Linked DNA regions of Homo sapiens: region 1 is linked to region 2. A link is an interaction called in ENCODE POLR2A ChIA-PET data of the cell type or tissue named here. Cell type or tissue: OCI-LY7. All regions are shown on one strand. Links, peaks and the distances in the headings refer to the core of each region. The heading gives the core; the rest is flanking DNA. Region 1 overlaps ORAI2 (ORAI calcium release-activated calcium modulator 2). Region 2 has its middle 9.8 kb from the start of CUX1.

Region 1 (11,194 bases), core at 1,106-9,105, 650 kb before region 2:
GGGAAAGAGTTTCAGTTTTGCAAGATGAAAAAGTTCTGAATGGTGGTGACGGCTGTACAACAATATGAATGAACTTAAGAGTTTTAATTTGTGGAAGGGGCCAGGTGCGGTGGCTCATGCCTATAATCCCAGCCCTTTGGGAGGCTGAGGCAGGAGGCTCGCCTGAGTCTAGGAGTTTGAGACCAGCTTGGACAACATAGCAAGACCCTGTCTCTACAAAAAATTTAAAAATTAGCTAGGTGTGGTGGTGTGTGCTTGTAGTCCCAGTTACTTGGGAGGCTGAGGTGGGAGGATTGCCTGAGCCCAGGAGGTCAAGGCTGCAGTGAGCTGTGAGCGCCACTACACTCCAGCCTGAGTGACAGAGCGAGACCCTGCCTCAAACAAAAAAAAAGAAAAGAAAAAAATTGCGGAAAGTCTGACCCGTTCCAGTGGCCATGTGGAGGTGACATCTTCCCAACCCGATGGCTATGGAACAAGGAGAGTGAGGTATCCAGGATCTCAGGGCACTGGGGCAGTTCCTCACTGGCTTTCCAGCCTCCACCCTTCATATCTGCCCCTCCCCCCTCCAGATCTTTCTAAAATTCACATTTGACCTCGTCACTCCTTTAAAACCCTTCAAGAGCGCTCCATGGCCTTTCGGACAAGTCCAGCCTGCTCAGCCGACACACGGGGGACTCCCAGTTTTAATGTTTCCCGTGGGAGGGCCCCAGGAGCAGGAGGAGATAGTGCCAATCTCAGGAGGGGTCTGAGCTGGAGTCGGTGGCTGGAAGTAAAGCATTGGAAGGGGCTGAGGTCCCTGGAGGGAAGAACAGAGAAAGACAGCGGCCCACAGTGAGTGGCAGCCCAGGGTGTGAGGAGCCTGGAGATGGAAGAGGAAGAGGAGACAGGCCACAGAGCCCAGGGCTGAGTTCTGGTGGCCTCCGAAGTCCTCACTGGGTGACTCCGGCCAGAACCTCCACACCTCCTGCCCATGATAGTTATGGTACCTTCCTCTTGGGGCTGTCCTGGGGATGAAACTAGATAATCCATGTAAAATGTTCAGTGCCACAGATGCAAATACTGGCTATTTCATTGGCGAAACTCTTTTTTAAAAATTTACTATTGGCTGGGCATGGTGGTTCACGCCTGTAATCCCAGCACTTTGGGAGGCCAAGGCGGGAGGATCACAAGGTCAGGAGTTCAAGACCATCCTGGTCAACATGGTGAAACCTCGTCTCTACTAAAATACAAGAAAAAAATTAGCTGGGCATGGTGGCGCGCACCTGTAGTCCCAGCTACTCGGGAGGTTGAGGCAGGAGAATCGCTTGAACCCAGGAGGTAGAGGTTGCAGTGAGCCGAGATCGTGCCACTGCACTCCAGTTCTGGTGACAGAGCGAGACTCCATCTCAAACAAACAAACAAACAAACAAAAAGTATTATTATTATTTTCAAGATGGGGTCTCACTGTGTCACCCAGGCTGGTGTCCACTAGCACGATCTTGGCTCACTGCAATCTCCACCTCCCGGGTTCAAGGGATTCTCCTGCCTCAGCCACCTGAGTAGCTGGGATTACAGGCATGCACCACGACGCCCGGCTAGTTTTTGTATTTTTAATAGAGACGGGGTTTTGCCATGTTGGCCAGGCTGGTCTTGAACTCCTGACCCCAGGTGATCAGTCCACCTTGGCCTCCCAAAGTGTTGGGATTACAGGTGTGAGCCACCGTGCCTGGCCTGGTTTCTAGACTTTCTTTAGCATGGGGGAACCCTTAGAGTACCGCCAGGCCTCGGGGTTGGTGGCAGAGCAGAGAGGGACATGGGGTGGGAGTTGAGTGACAGCCCAGGGTATGAGGATTGAGGGGTGATGCTGGGTCTGGAAAGGTGCCCTGAGGACAAGAGTGAGGAGAAGGGAGGTTGGGACACTGAGGAGCTCAACTGAACGCTCAGCTCTGTAGGGAAGTTGGCTGCCCTCCTAGGTGACCCTCACGCTGGTGATAGGCACGGGCCAACCCCTGGGACACCGGGGTGGCATCAGCAAAGACCTAAAGAGATTAGGGTGCACAGATTCAAGGTAGTCAGGCAGTTTGGGGCCTCCTGGAAGCAGCTGAGGAGATGGGAGTGCAGGAGGTGCTGTCCAGCCTCGGGCTGGTTCCTTAACTTTGCTGAGCCTCCTTTGTAAAATGGAGAAGGAAAAACATGTTGTACAAACCCTTCTCTTTTACAGGGGAGGAAAGTGAGAAAGGAAACCAATCAAATTCGTGTTAGCTCAAGAGGGCTGCGGGCCTTCCCCGGTCAGCCTGGGGCAGAGGCTCTGCCTGCACCTCCCCCTAGACTCCAGCTGCCTTCCACAGTGTCCTGAGGGGAGGAATGAGCCATCAGAGGGTCTCCTGAGGGCACACAAGTGCCAGGGGCTGCCATGGCTCCAGGATGTGTCTTTCCTTTTTTTTTTTTCTTTTTTTTTTTTTGAGACAGGGTCTTGCTTTGTTGTCCAGGCTGGAGTGCAGTAGCGCGACCATGGCTCACTGTAGCCTCAACCTCCTGGGCTCAAATGATCCTCCCGCCTCAGCCTCCTGAGTAGCTGAAATGACAAGTGCGCTCTGCCACACCCGGCTAATTTTTATTTAAACTTTTTTTTTTTTTTTGAGTCTCACTCTGTCGCCCAGGCTGGAGTGCAGTGGTGCCATCTTGGCTCACTGCAACCTCTGCCTTCTGGGTTTAAGCAATTCTCCAGCTTCAGCCTCCTGAGTAGCTGGGATTACAGGCACCTGCCACCATGCCTGGCTAATTTTTGTATTTTTAGTAGAGATGGGGTTTCACCATGTTGGCCAGGCTGGTCTTGAACTCCTGACCTCAGGTGATCCACCCACCTCGGCCTCCCAAAGTGCTGGAATTACAGGCGTGAGCCACCGCACCTGGCCTGTTTTAACTTTTCGTAGGGACCGGGTCTCGCTGTGTTGCCCAGCCTGTGGACTTGTGTTTCTTTTGCAGAAAACATACCGTTTCATTTACTGCTCCGACACCGGCTGGGCCGTGGGCACAGAGGAGTCTGACTTTGAGGGCTGGGCCTTCCCCTTCCCAGGAGTGATGCTGATCGAGGACTTTGTGACCCGGGAGGAAGAAGCCGAGTTGGTGCGGCTCATGGACCGTGACCCCTGGAAGCTCTCCCAGTCTGGACGGAGGAAGCAGGTAGACCGGCCCTGAGCTCATGGGGGTTGCTGGGCTGCGCTGAGGAGACAGCCCTACTGCTGGGGGCCATCCCCCTCCTTGCAGCCACACCCCTCAAACCTCCAGGGTTGGTAGTGGGCGAGTTCCCCAGACCTTGGGGCTGTGGGCAGCCAGACTCGCTGCAGGACGTGTGTCCGATGGGCAGAGGTGCACCTGGGCACCCCATCTCCCTGTGATATGCGCTCCTGGGCTCTCTGCCCCTCTGTAGCTGGCTTGGTGGTGGTGAAGGCACCCCATTCTCCCAAGCTGCAGGCGCCCCCACCTCCCATTGTCACCATCCGTGTCCTGTCTCCTCACACGCATTCCCACCTTCCCCCTCCCCGGGCCCGCCGCTCCCTCCAACTCCTTCCCCACCTGTGTCCAAACATCCCCGGGTGCCCCCTCTCCCTTCATTGTAGGTTTTTTTTTTTTTTTTTTTTGAGACAGAGTCTCGCTCTGCCACCCAGGCTGGAGTACAGTGGCATGACCTGAACTCACTGCAACCTCTGCTTCCCGGGTTCAAGCCATTCTTCTGGCTCAGCCTCCCAAGTAGCTGGGACTACAGGTGCCCACCACCATGCCCAGCTAATTCTTGTACTGTTAGTGGAGACGGGGTTTCACCATGTTGACCAGGCTGGTCTCGAACTCCTGACAAGTGATCCGCCCGCCTCAGCCTCCCAAAGTGCTGGGATTACAGGCGTGAGCCACCGCGCCCAGCCCCATTCTTTTGTGACATCCTGTTGGATGTTGGTACATTTCATTTCCTCATTCATCTGTCGATGGACATTGGCGTTGTTGTCACTTTTTGGCTGTTGTGAACATTTGTGTACAGGTTTTTTTTTTTTTTTTGAGACAGGGTCTCGCTCTGTCGCCCAGACTGGAGTGCAATATGTGATATTGGCTCACCGCAGCCTTGACCCCCCAGGCTCTAGCGATCCTCCTACCTCAGCCTCCTGAGTAGCTGAAACTAAGGCATGTGCCACCAAGCCCAGATAATTATTATTATTATTATTTTGAGACAGGGTGTCTCATTCTGTCTCCCAAGCTGGAGTACGGTGGCTCAGTCTCCACTCACCGCAGCCTCAACCTCCTGAGCTCCAACAGTCCTCTCACCTCAGCCTCCTAAGTAGCTGGAACTAAGGCCTGTGCCACCACATCTGTCTAATTTTTGTTTTGTTACTAGAGACAGAGTTTTGCTGTGTTGCCCAGGCTGGTCTGGAACTCCTGGGCTCAAACGATCCACCTGCCTGGGCCTCCCAAAGTGTTAGGATGATAGGCGTGAGCCACCATGCCCAGCCTAATTTTTAAATTTCTTGTAGAGAGGAGGTCTCACTTTGTTGCCCAGACTGGTCTCAAACTCCTGGCCTCAAGAGCTCCCTCCGCCTCAGCCTTCCAAAGCGCTGGGATTACAGGCATGCACCACCATGCCCGGCCATTTGCTGTCACTTCTGTCTCCTTGAGTCTGCCTCCTCCTGCTTCACCTCCATGAAGCCAGGGGGCTTTTGCTTGCCTGGGTCACTATGACTGAATTCTTCCCACCTAGTCTGTGGTAGACATCTTCGTAAACTCAGACACCTCATGTCCTCTTTGTCTTCATCCTTCAGGACTATGGCCCCAAAGTCAACTTTCGGAAACAGAAGCTAAAGACCGAGGGCTTCTGCGGCCTCCCCAGCTTCAGCCGGGAGGTGGTGCGGAGGATGGGCCTCTACCCGGGGCTGGAGGGCTTCCGGCCCGTCGAGCAGTGCAACCTGGACTACTGCCCCGAGCGGGGCTCTGCCATTGACCCCCACCTGGACGACGCCTGGCTGTGGGGGGAGCGGCTGGTCAGCCTCAACCTCCTGTCCCCCACCGTGCTGTCCATGTGTCGGGAGGCGCCCGGGAGCCTGCTCCTCTGCTCGGCCCCGTCGGCTGCCCCGGAGGCCTTGGTGGACAGCGTGATAGCACCCAGCCGGTCGGTGCTATGCCAGGAGGTGGAGGTGGCCATCCCCTTACCCGCCCGCTCCCTGCTGGTCCTCACCGGGGCGGCACGGCACCAGTGGAAGCATGCCATCCACCGCAGACACATCGAGGCCCGCCGCGTCTGCGTCACTTTCCGGGAGCTGTCGGCTGAGTTTGGCCCTGGAGGGAGGCAGCAAGAGCTGGGCCAGGAACTGCTGCGGATCGCCCTCTCCTTCCAGGGAAGACCCGTGTGAACCGCCTCCTTGGCTCCAGACTTGACTGATCCCGGGATTGAAATGAGGAGCACAGAACAGGGCCTCCTGCAACTCACGGGGTTTCAAGAGAAGATGGCTGACCCCTGATGCTGTGAGCAGTGTGAGCCCTGCCCAGGAGCAGGTTTTGATGGGAACGTACCTCCAGGCAGCCCCCTTCCACCTGGACCGTGGCCACACTTTTTTGGTTATTTAGTTTGTCACAGTCTTGGGGACATGGGATCATTTGAGCTTAAAAAATACTGGGGGCCGGGCACAGTGGCTCACACCTGTAATCCTAACACTTTGGGAGGCTGAGGTGGGCGGATCACTTGATGCCAGGAGTTCGAGACCAGCCTGGCCAACACGGTGAAAACCCGTCTCTACAAAAACTACAAAAATTAGCCGGGTGTGGTGACTCACAGCCGTAATCCCAGCTACTCGGGAGGCTAAGGTGGGAGAATTGCTTGAACCTGGGAGGCGGAGGTTGCAGTGAGCCAAGATCACGCCACTGCACTCCAGCCTCGGTGACAGAGCAAGACTGTTTTGAAAAAAAAAAAAAATGGGAACATTTTAAATGATTTTCACCTTTATTATGCATCTATTTTCATGGGGTTTCCCGATATCTCACTGTCCAGTCCCTTCATTTGGGGAATGTGTTGGATTAGGGAACAGGGTTGAAGATTTGAAGTTTAGACTAAAGAGCTGGGAACAGCTTCAGAGTCAGGCTCAGCCTGACTCATGCTTGACACCCCCACGCCCAGGGAGGGTTGGGGGATGTGAGGAGGGCAGGGAAATCTGAGAGCCTCCTTCCAGCCCCATAACGCTGTTAACAAGTAGGAAAAATTAAAGCTCCCGGCCAGGCGCGGTGACTCACACCTGTAATCCGAGTACTTTGCGGGGCTCAGGTGGGAGGATTGCTTGAGGCCAGCCTGGGCAACATAGTGAGACCCCCATCTCTACAAAAAATACAAACATTAGCTGGGCGTCTGGGCATGGTGGCACACACCTGTAGTCCCAGCTACTCGAAAGGCTGAGGCGGGAGGATGGCTTTACCACCATGTCAAGGCTGCAGTGAGCTCATGATCATACCACTGCACTTAACTTGGCAACAGAGCAAGACCCTGTCCCTAAAATAAATAAAAGGAAAACAAAAAAAGCTCCTCACCTCCCACTACACCAGGAGGCTATTCCTTTGTGATGGGGCTGTGGTGGGGGCGCTTACCTGGATGGGGGAGCTGCTCTGCTGTTCCTGTGGCTGGGTGCGGGGCAGGCTGTGGAGGCTGAGGGGGTGGCCTGGACCCATGTGGCCAGCCCTCTCTCCCACCACTATGGGACAAAATGTTCAGTTCCTCACCACCTGCTGGGAACTAAATCCAGGGGAACAGGAAAGGTTCGGGGCCAGCACCACTCTTTACAGTCACCCCCAGAACCCTCTGGGAGCTGTCAGATGGCAGAGCCGTGCACTGTCTGTAAAGCAGCATCCCAGCCACTGAGCTCCCAGGAGGGCTGAAGAGCCCCGCATAGACCCAGGGGAAAGGCTGATGGGTTTCTAGTGGCTGTGAGAGCCCAGCCGCTAGGTGGGAGGACGTGGCTCCCAGGCCACCTTAACTTCGGCTCCCTGGTCAACTCACTTGGAGCAAGAGCACAGAGCCCGGCTTCCTCCCAGTATCACGGCCCCAACGGGCCCCTCACTGCGCATCCAGATGTGAGTCAGGTCGGAGCTCCAGCTGATCCTCACTGCACTGGAGCAGATAAGCCAGCCCAGGGGTCCACTCTCGAGGGGGCCAGTGCAGGGTCTCTGCCCCTGACAGGCTGGGCTGGCCCCTGCAGGATGCTCCAACATCTGGAGAACGATGCACATAGAGACTTGGAGGGGAGAGGCCTCGTGAGGCTTGGGGATGCTGTGGAGCAAAGAAATCTCCCTCCCTGGGGTCCTTCCATGCTGGCCCTTCCAGCACTCCTGCAGAGCACACTTTAGGAAACTCCATTACCTGTTAAGTTTGTGATACCAGAGTTGGGTCTGTCCTTGAAGCTGTGACACGAAGACCCACGGCGACACCTTACCCAACCAGGATGGGGCTGGAGAAGGCCACGCCAGGATGCTTCTGCCACAGCCTGGCCCCCGTACACGGCCCCATAGCCTCGTATGTTTCCTTTTTCTTTTCCTTTCTTTCTCTTCCTTTCTCTTTCTTTTTTCTTTCTTTCAGGCGGCGGGGCAGGGTCTTGCTCTGTTGCCCAGGCTGGAGTGCAGTGGCGCAATCATGGCTCACTGCAGCCTTGAACTCCTGGGCTCAAGTGATCCTCCCCCTCAGCCTCCCCAGTAGCTGGAACTACAGGCGTGTGCCACCATACCCAGCTAATTGTTTTGTTTTGATTTTTAGTGGAGATAGAGTCTTGCTATGTTGCCCAGGCTGGTCTCAAACTCCTGGGCTCAAGCGATCCTCCCGCCTCAGCCTCCCAAAGCGCTGGGAATAACGGGTGTGAGCCCCTCTGCCCAGCCTGCCCCATGTGTTTCTGCAGGGCTGGGCCCCAGGAGCCACCGCCTGCAGGGTAACATCTGCTTACCGGTGTTTGGGGTGGCCATTTCCGCATCCATCAGACACTTTCCTCAGCAGACCAGGCTGCCCACTCTCATGCTCTTGGAGCTTCAAGCAAGGGGATGGTGAGGCATGGGACTGGGACACGCCCAAATAGGGAAGTGCCCGCTCCAAGGGCGGCTTCTGGAGACATCCCGCTCCAGAGCAGGCCCAGCGGGGGCTCAGCTGACATCCCTCAGCCGCTTCAGAAAGATGTTCAGGAAACACCGTTGCCTGTTTGCTCAGAGTGGCAGGTGGTGAGGCCGAGTCTGGTCCTCCCTCACAGGCAGGGACAGGAGCCAAGCTCCATGCAAAGCCCATTCTCTGGGGTTATTCCTGCCTCGATTTGTGTTAAGCCAGCCTGTCCCCCATCCCACAGTACCCATGGGTGGGTGGGCCGCAGACGGGCTGTGAAAGGGGTTGAGACGTGGTCTCACTCATTTTACCCAGGCTGGAGTGCAGTGGCACAATCTTGGCTCACTGCAGTCTCAACCTCCCTGGGCTCAGATGATTCTCCCACCTCAGCCTCCCCAGTAGCTGGGACTATAGGCACGAGCCACCAAGCCCGGGTAATTTTTGTATTTTTGTAGAGACAGGGTCTCGTAATGTTGCCCAGGCTGGTCTCGAACTCCTTGGCTCAAGCGATCCGCCCACCTCAGCCTCCCAAAGTGCTGGGATTATAGGTGTGAGCTACAGGTTGGCAGGTTCTACATGGGTTTCGGCTCCTGTGTGGGCCTTGCCCTCCTGGGCCCCACCAGGGCTCTGCAGCATCTGAGGCAAAAAGTCTTGGGCCGGACGAGGTGGCTCACGCCTATAATCCCAGCACTTTGGGAGGCTGAGGCAGGAGGATCACTTGAGGTCAGGAGTTCAAGACCAGCCTGGCCAACATGGCAAAACCCCGTCTCTACTAAAAATACAAAAATTAGCCAGGCGTGATGGTGGGCGCCTGTAATCCTAGCTACTCAGGAGGCTGAGGCAGGAGAATCACTTGAGCCCGGGAGGCGGAGGTTACAGTGAGCCAAGATCACACCATTGCAGTCCAGCCTGGACGACAGAGTGAGACTCTATCTGGGAAAAAAAAAGTCTGCGTCGATGATCTGCTGGGTGTGGAGTGGGTCCTTCAATGCCAGTGACTTGTGTCCTGCCCTTGACAGGGGTGGGGCAGATTTTCCCTTTAAGGAAACTGCAGCCTCCACCGGAAGTGCAGTCTTTCTCGAGGCTTGTGGGCTTGCTGGCCTGGGGCTCGGTACTGAGGCCACTGCCCAGCCCAAGGGGCAGCCTGGCTTCTCAGGATTGGCAGAACCAAGGCACTGCCCTAGACGCTTTCCATGGAGTGGTGCCAGTTGCTTGGCACACCTGATTCCTAGCAGCCTCTAGGGTGAAGTGCCAGAGTTAAAAATATTAACAAGGCCTGGCACGGTGGCTCATGCCTGTAATCCAGCACTTTAGGAGGCTGAGGCCAGCGGATCACTTGAGGCCAGGAGTTCGAAACCAGCCTGGCCAGTGTGATGAAACTCAGTCTCTATTAAAAATGCAAAAAGAAAGGCTGGGTGTGGTGGCTCACACCTGTAACCCCAGCACTTTGGGAGGCTGAGGCAGGCGGATCATCTGAGGTCGGGAGTTCGAGACCAGCTTGGCTAACATGGAGAAACCCCATCTCTACTAAAAATACAAAAATAAGCCAGGTGTGGTGGCGCATGCCTGTAATCCCAGCTACTTGGGAGGCTGAGGCAAGATAATTGCTTGAACCTGGGAGGCGGAGGTTGCGGTGAGCTGAGATCGTGCCACTGCACTCCAGCCTGGGCAACAAGAGCGAAACTCTATCTCAAAAACCAACGACAACAACAAAAATTAGCAGGGCATGGTGGTGGTGCATGCCTGTAGTCCCAGCTTGGCAGAAGAATTGCTTGAACCTGGGAAGTGGAGGTTGCAGCGAGCTGAGATCACGCCACTGCACTCCAGCCTGGGAGACAGAGAGAGACTGTTTCAAAAAAACAAAACAAAACAAAACAAAACAAACAGAAATTCTTTCCTAGAAGAGGGCCTCTACCTCAGTGGCCGACAAAAAACAGAATGGGCCAGGCATGGTGGCTCGCACCTGTAATCCCAGCACTTTGGGAGGCCAAGGCAGGAGGGTCGCTTGAGGCCAGAAGTTCAAGACCAGACTGGGCAACATAGCAAGATCCCATCTCTACAAAAAAAACATTAGCTGGGCATGGTAGTGTGCGCCCGTAGTCTCCCAAGTGTAGCTACTTGGGAGACTGAGGTGGGAGGATTGCTTGCGCCCAGAAGCTGGAGCCTGCAGAGAGCTATGATTGCACCACTGCACTCCAGCTCTGGCCTGGGCAATAGAGCCCAACCCTGTCTCTAAAATAAATCTATAAACATAAGCTGGGCAAGCTGGCTCACACCTGTAATCCCAGCACTTTGGGAGGCCGAGGTGGGCAGATCACGAGGTCATGAGTTGGAGACCAGCCTGGCCAACATGGTGAAACCCCCGTCTCTACTAAAAATACAAAAATTAGCCAAGCATGGTGGTGCGTGCCTGTAATCCCAGCTACTTGGGAGGCTGAGGCACAAGATCGCTTGAACCTGGGAGGAGGAGGTTGCAGTGAGCCAAGATCATGCCACCGCATTCCAGCTTGGGTGACAGAGCGACTCTGTCTCAAAAAAAAAAAAAAGGCTGTCTGGTGCTTCCTTAGCAGTGCCACCAGCCCGCAGGAGGGACCCACCTGTTCCTGCTGCCCCACAGGGACTTGGGGCTGGAGAATGTCCTGAGGTGACCAGTGCTCTGGTAGCTCCTCTCCTCAAGGGACTGGGGGGAACGCCAAGCTGACCCTGTCCAGGTGGGCTCTGTTGTCGCTCAGCCACCCTCTGGGGCTGCCCCTTCTTTTGTTTCTGGAAAGAGAGGGCCCTGTCTGGGAGGGGAAGCGCCAGGCAGAGGCACCCTGCGCTCTCGGGGCGGAGCCCCATGGCGGCGTGTCTGGACATGAGTACCCTGCCTCCATTCTAGAGATGTCCACGCCCCCTTGCCGGGGCAGCCTGGGAGGACACTGGCCAGTGACCAGCGACAGGAGGCCAGAGGGCGCTCCAGGAGTTTTTCAGGCCACGATGTGGGTCCCCCAGTCAGCAGATGCCACGGGAGGGCCAGGGGCTGCAATTTATCCCCTCTGCCCACAGCATCCCCCAAGAACAGAAAGACTTTGAATAGCATCACTGGTTTATTCCGTTTCATCCAGGGCAGCT
Region 2 (11,194 bases), core at 1,263-9,262:
ACCTAAAAAAAACTTTTTAAAGTGCACTTTATTTTTCTTGAGCAAGTATAGACACAGAATAAAAGCAAATTGTATTTATTTCCAAAGACTATTTTGTTTCTTTTGTATTGTTTCAGATTGATTTTTAGCCCCACCATTGTAAAAACCCAGGAGTACCCACTGGCAGAGTGGATCTACAAAGATGTGCGCTGCATAAAATATTTACAAAATATTTTATAGGTTTTAGGACCTAGATTTCCACTGGCACCTACAAAGATAATACAGTAATGGCTATGACCTCCCAGAGCACGGTGTGAGAGGCAGGTAAGTTCTCAAGATAAATGGCCCAGTACCAAGAAATACCTAGGGCACCTGGACACATAATTAATATTACTTAGAATGAAAAACAAGGAAAAAAAAAAAAAAAACAATCCACAGGCATTTGGTCACTTTTCGACACTCAGGCTCTCCCTTTAGGGGATGAAATCTCACAGTTTCCAAGTATATGACCAATTTGCCACCCAAGCTTTCAAAATCAAGCCCCCAGTCATCAGATGGAGGAACTGACCAAGATGATGTTTGTTCCTGACGCCTTTAAATGAAATACAGCTTAGCCCCAAATAAGGTAACTAAATAATTAATATTTGAGCCCAGAATTCCTAAATTTCTTTTCTGGCCCATTTTATTTTGCCTAAAAAGCAGTAAGTAGCCACATGAGGGATGTGATAATACTAACTAATTTAACTTGCAGAAAATTGTAAAGTGCTTTTGGGAGTTCATTCTTTCCTATCTTCCTAACACTAGTGGATTCTCCTTTCCCTGACATCCACATATAGTTTATTAAATCCACTAAAGTAAAAAAAAAATTGTCCAATTCTCCAAAATATGGGTAATTACTACTAAATTGGCCCTCTTTTGGCAGCTCCAAGAAGTGAAAATGTGTCGCGTTGTTTTCTAAAGATTCAAATTTAAAAGTTGTTCTGTTATACTTCACCTAATTCCTTGAAGGAATTAACTATCAAGAATTTCTTCCAAATTGAAAAATGTCTTACACTGTAAGGCATTATTTTAAAAATCCATTTTCTTTATCCCACACAAGATCTTTTATTATGGACTCATACAATTAAATTTCACCTAAAGTTAAGAAACTTTATCCCCAAGAAAAGTTGGGGAATAATCTATAATTTTTACCAAGCTAGAAGGAAAATGAAAAAAACTCAGAAATCAGATATACTTCAAAGGAAAAATCAAGAGGTTCGTTCTAAAACCTTAATGCATTTTCTGAATTTTTTTTTTTTTTGCATCCAAACTAGAATGAGTTTCAAATAGTTTTCAACAAGAAATATTTTGGATAATCAGAAACAATTCATAATGCTAAATGCTTCTATCGTAATTTATTCATAAATAAACATAAAGATATGACTATTTTGATGCATGGTATAAAGGAATCATACTCTTAATAAAAAGTTATGTGGAGAATCTCAATTTTACAAACATAGAAGTTCAAAATTATATCGAGGTAGTAATTCAAGCTGCCTGAATTTGTAAATGTTTTAAATTTAGGACTAAGACCAGACAGAAGTTTTGAGACACTTTACATTTGAAAATCCCTTTTCCTTAAATCAAAAGATTATGAATAACAGAGGAGAATGACTCTTTCTTTTGTCTTTGGCGACTGCCTTTTAGAATGATTTGGCATAGACTACTTGAATAAATGAAAGGAAGATTCCAGATTCTTTTATTTTTTGAGCTCAAGAAAACCAAACAACTTTTAATTGCTCTGTTTTTAAAAGAATATTTTATGTTAATTATTTTTAAGTACACTATTCAGTGTACTATATGTAAATACCCACCAAATAAAAGTATACATTTTGCTACATGTAATTACATGTATAGTAGTACATCATTCATTTCAATACCCTGAATGTATGTGCAGTTATATAATTGTACCAAAAACCTGCCCAACTTGTAAGAACAAACTGTAATGATTTCTAAACAGTAGACTCCTGTTGACCACCCTCCCACCCTGACTCTGGTGACAGCATTTCTCGGTCTCCTTTTGGAAATCTTCAAAGACTTCATGTCTGGCCCACCATTTCCCCCTTCTTTCCACTTCTGGACAGCATATGTTAATGACATTCACTCTAGGTATCTTTCGACACCTCTAATGATTATGTTCTGTTCTCTCCGATTTGTCTTAAACAAAAAAAGTGTACAGCTTGGCCTCTCAGATGGTGGTGGCTTACACTTTGAAAATACATCTATGGCGGAAAGGTGGCTCACGTAATCCCGGCATTTTGGGAGGCCCAGGCAGGCGGATCACTTGAGATCCAGAGTTCAAGGCCAGCCTGGCCAACATAGTAAAACACCGTCTCTATAAAAATACAAAAACTAGCTGGGTGTGGTGGCGTGTGCCTGTAATCCCAGCTACTCAGGAGGCTGAAGCAGAAGAATTGCTTGAACCCGGGAGGCGGAGGTTGTGGCGAGCCGAGATCACACCACTGCACTCTGCCTAGGTGACAGAGTGAGACTCCATCTCAGAAAAAAAAAAAAAAGAAAGAAAAGAAAAAAGAAAAAGAAAAAAAAAGAAGAAAATACATCAAGCTTAATGGACTTGACTCCTCCTTGCTTTGGGACATTCAAGTTTCTGACAAGAGACCTGGAGCTTTTGTTATCACACAAGCTTCCAAAGCCCATCTCACCAGCCACTGACCCCTGGCTGCAATCTCTTTCTTACCAAATTTATATTCTAATATAAATTTGGTTTTCTTTTCTCTTATTTTAATTTATTTTATTTTATTTTTTATTTACTTTTTGAGACAGAGTCTCGCTCTGTTGCCCAAGCTGGAGTGCAGTGGCGCGATCTCGGCTCACTGCAACCTCCACCTCCCGGGATCAAGCGATTCTTCCACCTCAGCCTCTGGAGTAGGTGGGACTAGAGGCATGCACCACCAGGCCCGGCTAATTTTTATATTTTTAGTAGAGATGGGGTTTCACCATGTTGGCCAGGCAGGTCTCGAACTCCTGACCTCAAGTGATCCACCCGCCTCGGCCTCCCAAAGTGCTGGGATTACAGGTGTGAGCCACCGCGCCTGACCTCTTTTCTTTATTTTTTGAGACAGAGTTGCACTCTGTACTCCAGGCCGGAGTGCAGTGACACCATCATGTCTCACTGCAGCCTCAGTCTGCTAAGCTGAGACCACAGGCATGTGCCACCATGCCTGGCTATTTTTTTTCTTCTTTTTTTGTATGGAGCAGAGTTTCCCAGGCTGGTCTCCAACTCCCAGTCTCCAGGGATCCTCCCACCTCGGCCTCCCAAAGTGCTAGAATTCTCAAGCGTGAGCCACCACACCCGGGCCTACATTTTCTTGATATTTTGAGTTTATTCGAATATCAAATCTCACTTTTCCTTTTTTATCTCCCCCACATCATGAGACTCCCACAGAGAGGTCATATTACCCATTTCCTGTACACAATTAAAATAAATGCCATCTTCTGTGACTCTCACTGATGTCATTACTGAATCACTAGAAATTAATAGGGTAACAGTAGCTTGAAAGGGCTTGAGATATGTAAAACACTATATAAATATTATTATTAACTTGCTTAATGTAAAGTTCAAGTTCTGTGCTCAGACTTATACTAATTTCTTTGCTTTCCTCCTGGGAGATATGAACCATGGGCGTTTTATTTATATTGAGTTTCATTATTAATATTGCTCTTATAACAGAAGTTTGCCATCCAATATTTTAAACGACAACTATGTCCCTGGTGCTAGGCCATGTAGGGTATAGACATGGGTTGGGTTTTTTTTTTCCAGTTGTATTCATCATACAAAGCAAAATATTTTTCTACACCCTCTTTTGTGACACGTCTCCACAGTTATACAGTTGGTGTTGAATGAAGATTTGTTTTCATGAAATATAATTAGATTTTCTTTTGTCACAAGCACTGTCAGATTGTATATTGTTTTTTTTCCTGAGTAAGTGTGGTTTGCAAGATTTTGAAAGCTTGTTCCGGCCAGGCGCGGTGGCTCATGCCTGTAATCCCAGCACTTTGGGAGGCCGAGGCGGGTGGATCACCTGAGGTCAGGAGTTCCAGACCAGCCTGGGCAACATGGTGAAACCCCGTCTCTATTAAAAATACAAAAATTAGCTGGGCATGGTGGTGGGCGCCTGCCTGTAGTCCCAGCTACTCGGGAGGCTGAGACAGGAGAGTCGCTTGAACCCAGGAAGTGAAGGTTGCAGTGAACTGAGATCACACCACAGCACTTCAGTGACAAGAGCAAAACTCTGACTTAAAAAAAAAAAAAAGAGAGAAGAGAAAGGTTGTTCCAGTGGAAAATAGGAAATAGAAAAGCTCGTATTTCTAGCAGGAGTAGAAAACTTTTTCACTCCCTCAAGCTCCATGCACGTGAAATATTTGATGTAGTGTCAGTTTTTGAGAGTCTGTATTATAATATCTTTAGAGGTTTAAGAAGCTAGCTTTAACTAGGGTAGAATCTAAGGGGATGTCAACATTTTATTTTTGTGAGAGAGAGGTGAATGGCAGAAGGAAGAAGTAAGGAAAGTAGGCATCGACTCTGGCACTTACTTTTCTTATTAAAATATTCACCCACAGACACAGGCACACACACTTGTATAATTTGAAAAGCCTGTGTGGGCCTGGCATGGTGGCTCACGCTTATAATCTCAGCACTTTGGGAGGCCGATGTCGGCAGATCACCTCAGGCCAGGACTTCAAGACCAGCATGGCCAACATGGTGAAACCCCGCCTCTACTAAAAATACAAACATTAGCCCGGTGCAATGGCAGGTGCCTATAATCCCAGCTACTTGGGAGGCTGAGGCAGGAGAATCGCTTGAACCCTGGAGGCGGAGGTTGCAGTGAGCTGAGATCGCGCCACTGCACTCCAGCCTGGGCAACAGTTAAAGACTGTCTCAAAAAAAAAAAAAAAAAGAAAGAAAGAATGCTAGGGAAAAAAAAGGCTAACTCCTAAGAGTGGGTGTCTCTGGATGATGAATTTATAAGTGACTTATTTTCCTTAATATTTTTTCTTTTCTTTCTTTCTTTTTTTTTTTTTTTTTTTTTTGAGACATGGTCTCACTGTTCCCCATCCTGGAGGGCAGTGGTACAATCATAGCTCACTGCAGCCTCGAACTTCTGGGCTCAAGTCATCAGGCATACACCACCAAGCCTTGCTAATTTTTTTTAAACAATTTTTGGTAGAGACAGAGTCTCTCTATATTGCCCAGGCTGATCTTGAACTCCTGGCCTCAAGCCATCCTCCCTCCTCGGCCTCCCAAAGTGCTGGGATTATAGGGATGAGCCACAGCACCCAGCCTTATTTCTATATTTTATGTATTTTCTACATGAGTACATACCACCTGTATAATGCAGGGAAATAGTAAATGTTATTTAAAATAAGGACACATTAGAGCCTATGTCATCTTTTTTTTTTTTTCTTTTTTGAGACGGAGTCTCACTCTGTCGCCCAGGCCGGAGTGCAGTGGTGCGATCTCAGCTAACTGCAACCTCAACCTCCGCCTCCCAGGTTCAAGCAATTCTCTGCCTCAGCCTCTGGCGTAGCTGGAATTACAGGCGCCCGCTACCATGCCCGGCTAATATTTTTGCATTTTTAGTAGAGACAAGGTTTCACTATCTTGGCCAGGCTAGTCTTGAACTCCTGACCTCGTGATCCACCTACCTTGGCCTCCCAAAGTGCTGGGATTACCGGCGTGAGCCACTGCGCCCGGTCTTTTTTTTTTTTTTTTCTTTTTTTCTTTTTTTTGAGACAGAGTTTCACTCTTGTTGCCCAGGCTGGAGTGTGATGGCATGATCTCAGCTCACTGCAACCTCCGCCTCCTGGGTTAAAGTGATTCTCCTGCCTCAGCCTCCTGAGTAGCTGGGATTACAGGTGCCCACCACCACAACCAGCTAATTTTTTATATTTTTAGTAGAGACAGGGTTTCACCATGTTGGCCAGGCTTGTCTTGAACTCCTGACCTCAGGTGATCTACCTGCCTTGGCCTCCCGAAGTGCTGGGATTACAGAGGTGAGCCACCGTGCCAGCCTGTCATCTCTTTAAACAGTAACTTAACTCTAACCTAAAAGGGGTCCTGTGATCTAGTGATTATAGTAGGCAATTGAAAACAGAGAGGGAAAATCACATCCTAATTTTGCCACTGAGTCACTGTTTCACTTTGCCTCAGGTTTCGGGCCTGTAAAATGGGAATAATTAACACTTTCTTGTAAAATGCTTTGGAGCTTTCCAAGGAAAGACCTTATGAAGGTGCGAAGTATTGTTCTATTAGCGCTAATTGAAGTGAACATAAAAACAAAGGCATTTGAGAGAAATTGAAGTCATTACGGTCAAGTTGAGGAAGGCAGCAGACACAATACCAACTGCTGAACTGGATCTTCGAGATCTTTGTCTTCTTTTTTCTTTTAATTGTTTTTACTTTTTTTTTGAGACAATCTCGCTCTGCTGCCCAGGCTGGAGTGCAGTAGTATGATCATAGCTCACTACAGTCTCAACCTCCCAGGCTCAAGTGATCCTCCCATCTCAGCCTCCCAAGTAGCTGGAACCACAGGCATACACCACCATGCTTAATTGTTAAAAGTTGTCTGTGTTTTTTTTGAGATGGAGTCTTGCTCTCTTGCCAGGCTGCAGTGCAGTGGCATGATCTTGGCTCACTGCAACCTCCGCCTCCCAGGTTCAAGCTATTCCCCTGCCTCAGCCTCCCAAGTAGCTGGGACTACCAGCACGCACCACCACGCCCGGCTAATTTTTTGTATTTTAGTAGAGACAGGGTTTCACCATATTGGCCAGGATAGTCTTGATCTCCTGACCTCGTGATCCACCCACCTCGGCCTCCCAAAGTGCTGGGATTACAGGAGTGAGCCACCACGCCCAGCCTAATTGTTAAATTTTTTGTAGAGACAGAGTCTCGTTATCCTGCTCAGGCTGTTCTCAAACTCCTGTGCTCAAGAGATCCTCTCGCCTCAGCCTCCCAAAGTGCTGGGATTACAGGCATGAGCCACTGCTCCTGGCCTGTATTCTTTAAAAAGGTTTTCTGAGGGGCAGATAAGGATGTCACCAATAATGCTGGAAAGCCCATTGTCCAATCACCAAACACTATGTGTTGAGCAAAGTGCTGTGTCAGACACTAAAAAAACCAACCACATGGCAGAGGTGGACTACGTCCCTGCCCTTAGAAGCTTACAATTTAGTTGGGAGTGGGAACAGGGCAGTAACCTGTGAAAACAATAATGGGCTGGGCACATTGGCTCACGCCTGTAAACCCTGCTAAGACTGGTCTAATATTCAGCTTCCAGGCCTGTCTACCTGAGACCTTTTATTTCAGAAACCAGGGCTGAGACCCCCCCAGCTCTATACAGAGAAGTCAAGTTTCCTGTTTTCTCAAATATCATGCAAATAAAGTCAACAACTGTTCCTAAAGCCTGTATCAGTCTGGTGGTATTGGTGGTGGTGGTGGTGGTGGGGTGTGTGTGTGTGTGTGTGTGTGTGTGTGTGTTTGCTGGAGCAGGCAAGAAGGCAAGGTGGCGGAGTGTATATAAAGTCACCCGAAATACAGTAGCTCCTGCCCGGGAGAGAGCTTAAAATTCAACTGGGAAGACCTGGAAAATGTGTAATTGGTTTGATCCTATTAAGCCAATTATTTGATGTACACACGAAAATTCGTATTTGGTACTACTCGGTTTTATTTGTGAGTCAAGATTTACCTAGAAGACAATGTTCTTAAGACTTCAGGGTCCCTCGTTCTGACTCAGCCATACACCTCTCTTAGACTTCTTTCCCTTTGGGGGACTTCTGAGTTCACGCCTCCCCAGAATAAAATGTTTATGAGAACTCTTGGCAAGGGACTGGGAATAGAGCCACGAAGGGACATCGCTGTTATCTACTGTCCTCCTGAGGTTGGAAAGGCCAGATGGGAAGTCACAAGTCTGCAAGAGTCATCTTTGCCTGTAAAACCACCTAATCACAACAGTTATTGCCCACTGAGCTCTGCACAGCTTCCCTCTAACCCCAGTAGCAGCTTTGCAAGGTACAAAGCATTAGCTCCCTTTTACACAGGGGGAAACTGAGGCTCAGAGAGATTAAAAAGAACTGCTCCACAACGACTTACTCTCTGGTAAGCCAAAGTGTGGACTTTCGGTACCACCCCAGACTTACATGCAGCTGTTTTGCCACACCTGGTCCCCGAACTGGTCAGAACCTACCTGAGCTGTCCAAAAGGGAGCCTCGATATCCCCCCTTCAGGAAGTCCTGGGTATTACCTGCCCAGGAAGGATTCTTTCATCTTACCTTGCAGCAACCTGCTTGCCAGCAATCCTTCCCCGTAGAGGCTTTGTCTCCAGACATCTCTCTGCGGCGGTGGAGGCTCCAGACACCCCGGTCCAGGGCATCTATAATCAAGATTGATAACTTGACCTTGGTCTTGAATGAGACATTGATTGCAAATGAGAGACGTCGGGAAGAGTCAAAAGTCCCCCTTAAGTACAGGAAGACGGGTGGTTGGCAGTCTAAGCAGCTAGAAAAGGGTGTGTTTTCCAAGTCATCATTGGGAATCTACTTGCTAATTGCCGTGGGCTCTATCTTCACTTTAGGGGAGTCTGGTTTCATGGACTGTCTGGGGAAGTATCTGATTAACAATCCCATTCTGGCAGCTATGGCTGGGAGGGTGGGGTCATGAATGTGCTATTACACAGTCCAAGGCGAGCAGTTTAGTGAAACAATTGTAAGTAATTCCAAGTCGGTATCTTAGACTCTCTCATTCCTAAATTTAATACTGACTTGTGAGTGGGAGGTGGGATTAGTTTACACAAGCTCCGTTTATCCGCTAGCGTTTTATTACCAACCAAGTCAGACCAGGTGGTGGGGTTTGGTTTTGTTTTCTTTTGAAACTTGTCTGTGTTTTACTGTTCACCTGGTTGCCTCTTACCCCCACCTGTGATTGTGATGTTTTCTTTTAAAACACACACACACAGACACACACACACACAGACACACACACACACACAGACACACACACACACACACACACACACACACACAGGCTCCCTTAGGAAGAAAAAAAAGGAAAGAAAGAAATGACCCTCTGGTTCCCCCTACCCCTTGCTGTCCCCTGTAGCCTGATCTATTTAAGACCCGTTCTCTTCAAACAGATCTTGCCCCAGTTTCTCCTGCGCCGCCTCTTCCCCTCTGCCCCGTGTCTTGCGCATTTGACACCAACTCAAGAATCTTGTAGCCTCTTGCCTTTCCACTCCCGGCAGAGTTTGTTATTCAGCACTTCAAAGCGGGCACTTGTTTGCACCTCTTGTTTCAAACAATAGACCAAATTTCCTGTTACTGAGTCTCTTAAAAACTGCCTCCCTCGCGCTCCCTGGAACAAATTGCAGCGGGCACTCTGCAGATGAAGAAAAAAGCTCAATCCTCACCCTTCTGCATCTCAGAGGAGCCAGCGCCATGGGGCAGAGAGAAGGTCACAGGTGTGGACATCAGACAGACAGACCTGTGTGCAAACCCTAAGCACTGCATGCTGCTTTTTGGCTGGGTGACTTTGGGCTGGTTACTTAACCTCTCTGAGTCACCTTGTCCTCACCTGTAATATCTGAACCTTACCTAACCCATCCCTATGGCTGTGTTCAAAACGAGATCCAATGCTAGAGGTTAAGATAATTATCGAACATACCTTCTTGTATCTTTGTTAGGATTAAATGAGTTAATACACATTAGACCTTGGCACAATCATCCCTCAGTGACGGTTTTAATTTTTCTTCCTCCTTATTCCTCATTCCAGAAGGGATCTTTGGCCCTGCTCTCCTTCAATAACTCTGTTTCATTGCTATTAGAACATTGCATTCACCAGCCCAGATCCATATCCTATAATGGTCTCAGCCCATTAGGAGTGTAGTGTTTGTTCTTACTTTCTTGTTCCTGGAATATCATTTTTTGCTTAACTTCAGGATGATGAAAATACCTGAGGGATGGAGCCATAGCACTGCAGTTTTAGGACAGGGAAAATATTATGTGTGATGTTGTAATGGTAAGCACGTGACATGCATTTTTCACAATCCTCGGAACTGTACAACTAGAAAGGTAAACCCTAATGTAAACTGTGGACTTTAGTTAATAGCGATGTAATAACAATGTGTCAATATGGTTCTGTTTTTTTGTTTGTTTGTTTGTTTTTCAGAAGCAAAATCTCCCTCTGTCGCCCAGGCTGGAGAGCAGTGGCGAAGCCTTGAACTCCTGGGCTCTGGCGATCCTCCTGCCTCAGCCTCCCAAGTAGCTGAGACTAGGGCTGTGTGCCACTACATAGAGCTAGTATTAAAAAAAAAAAATTTTTTTTTTGGCCAGGAGCAGTGGCTCACACCTGTAATCCCTGCATTTTGGGAGGCCAAGGCAGGCAGATCACCTGAGGTCAGGAGTTCGAGACCAGCCTGCGTGGCGAAACCCCATTTCTACTAAAAATACAAAAACTATCTGGGCATGGTGGTGGGTGCCTGTAATCCTAGCTACTCGGGAGGCTGAGGCAGGAGAATCACTTGAACCCAGGAGGCAGAGGTTGTAGTGAGCTGAGATTGCTCCAATGCACTCCAGCCTGGGGAACAGAGTGAGACTCCACCTCAGAAAAAAAAAATTGTAGAAACATGCTGGTCTCAGAGTCCTGGCTCAAGTGATCTTCCTGCCTCGGTCTCCCAAAGCACTGGGATAACAGGTGCGAACCACTGCACTTGGCCAATATGGTTTAATTTTTGTTTGTTTGTTTTCAAATTTTTTGAGACAGGTTCGTTCTCTGTCACCCAGTGAGGTGTGTCATCATACCTCACTACAGCCTCCAACTCCTGGGCTCAAGCGATCCTCCTACCTCAGCCTTCTGAGTAGCTGGAACTACAGGCACACCCCACCACACCCAGCTAATTTTTTCATTTTTTGGCTGGGTGTGGTGGCTCACACCTGTAATCTCAGCACTTTGGGAGGCCAAGGCAGGTGGATCACTTGAGGTCAGGAGTTTGAGACCAGCCTGGTCAGCATGGTGAAACCCCATTTCTACTAAAAATAACAAAAGTTACCCTGGTGTGATGGTGCACACCTGTAACTCCAGCTATTCGTGTGGCTGAGGCATGAGAATTGTTTGAACCTGGGAGGCAGAGGTTGCAGTGAGCTGAGATCACGCCATTGCACTCCA

What was found. ChIA-PET counts read pairs that join two places held together with the same protein. Peaks named below come from ENCODE experiments on the same cell type or tissue, not always from the same donor. Only the 100,000 strongest peaks of a DNase experiment are listed, where the experiment ranks them.
Region 1: POLR2A ChIA-PET joins it to region 2 with 8 read pairs; 3 of 35 experiments call an interaction of 5 or more read pairs at or near these places.

The regions. Positions count from the first base shown.
Region 1 is chr7:102,451,572-102,462,765 of GRCh38, reverse strand. It overlaps ORAI2 (ORAI calcium release-activated calcium modulator 2), which reads right to left. Exons shown (of 4, transcript NM_001126340.3): 4 at 5,941-11,194. ALKBH4 (alkB homolog 4, lysine demethylase) reads left to right here. Exons shown (of 3, transcript NM_017621.4): 2 at 2,965-3,162; 3 at 4,785-6,528. The coding sequence ends at 5,372. Among named protein-coding and RNA genes, the nearest start is that of ALKBH4, 7.7 kb to the left of the region's middle. RefSeq lists an enhancer at 7,554-8,054. In OCI-LY7, for the core only: no CTCF peak of the experiment used is centred there; no DNase peak of the experiment used is centred there.
Region 2 is chr7:101,802,279-101,813,472 of GRCh38, reverse strand. No RefSeq gene overlaps it. Among named protein-coding and RNA genes, the nearest start is that of CUX1, 9.8 kb to the left of the region's middle. RefSeq lists an enhancer at 9,059-9,608. In OCI-LY7, for the core only: CTCF peaks have their summits at 8,041 and 8,243; DNase peaks (open chromatin) are centred at 7,402, 8,262 and 9,252; H3K4me3 peaks cover 2,337 bases; H3K27ac peaks cover 4,075 bases.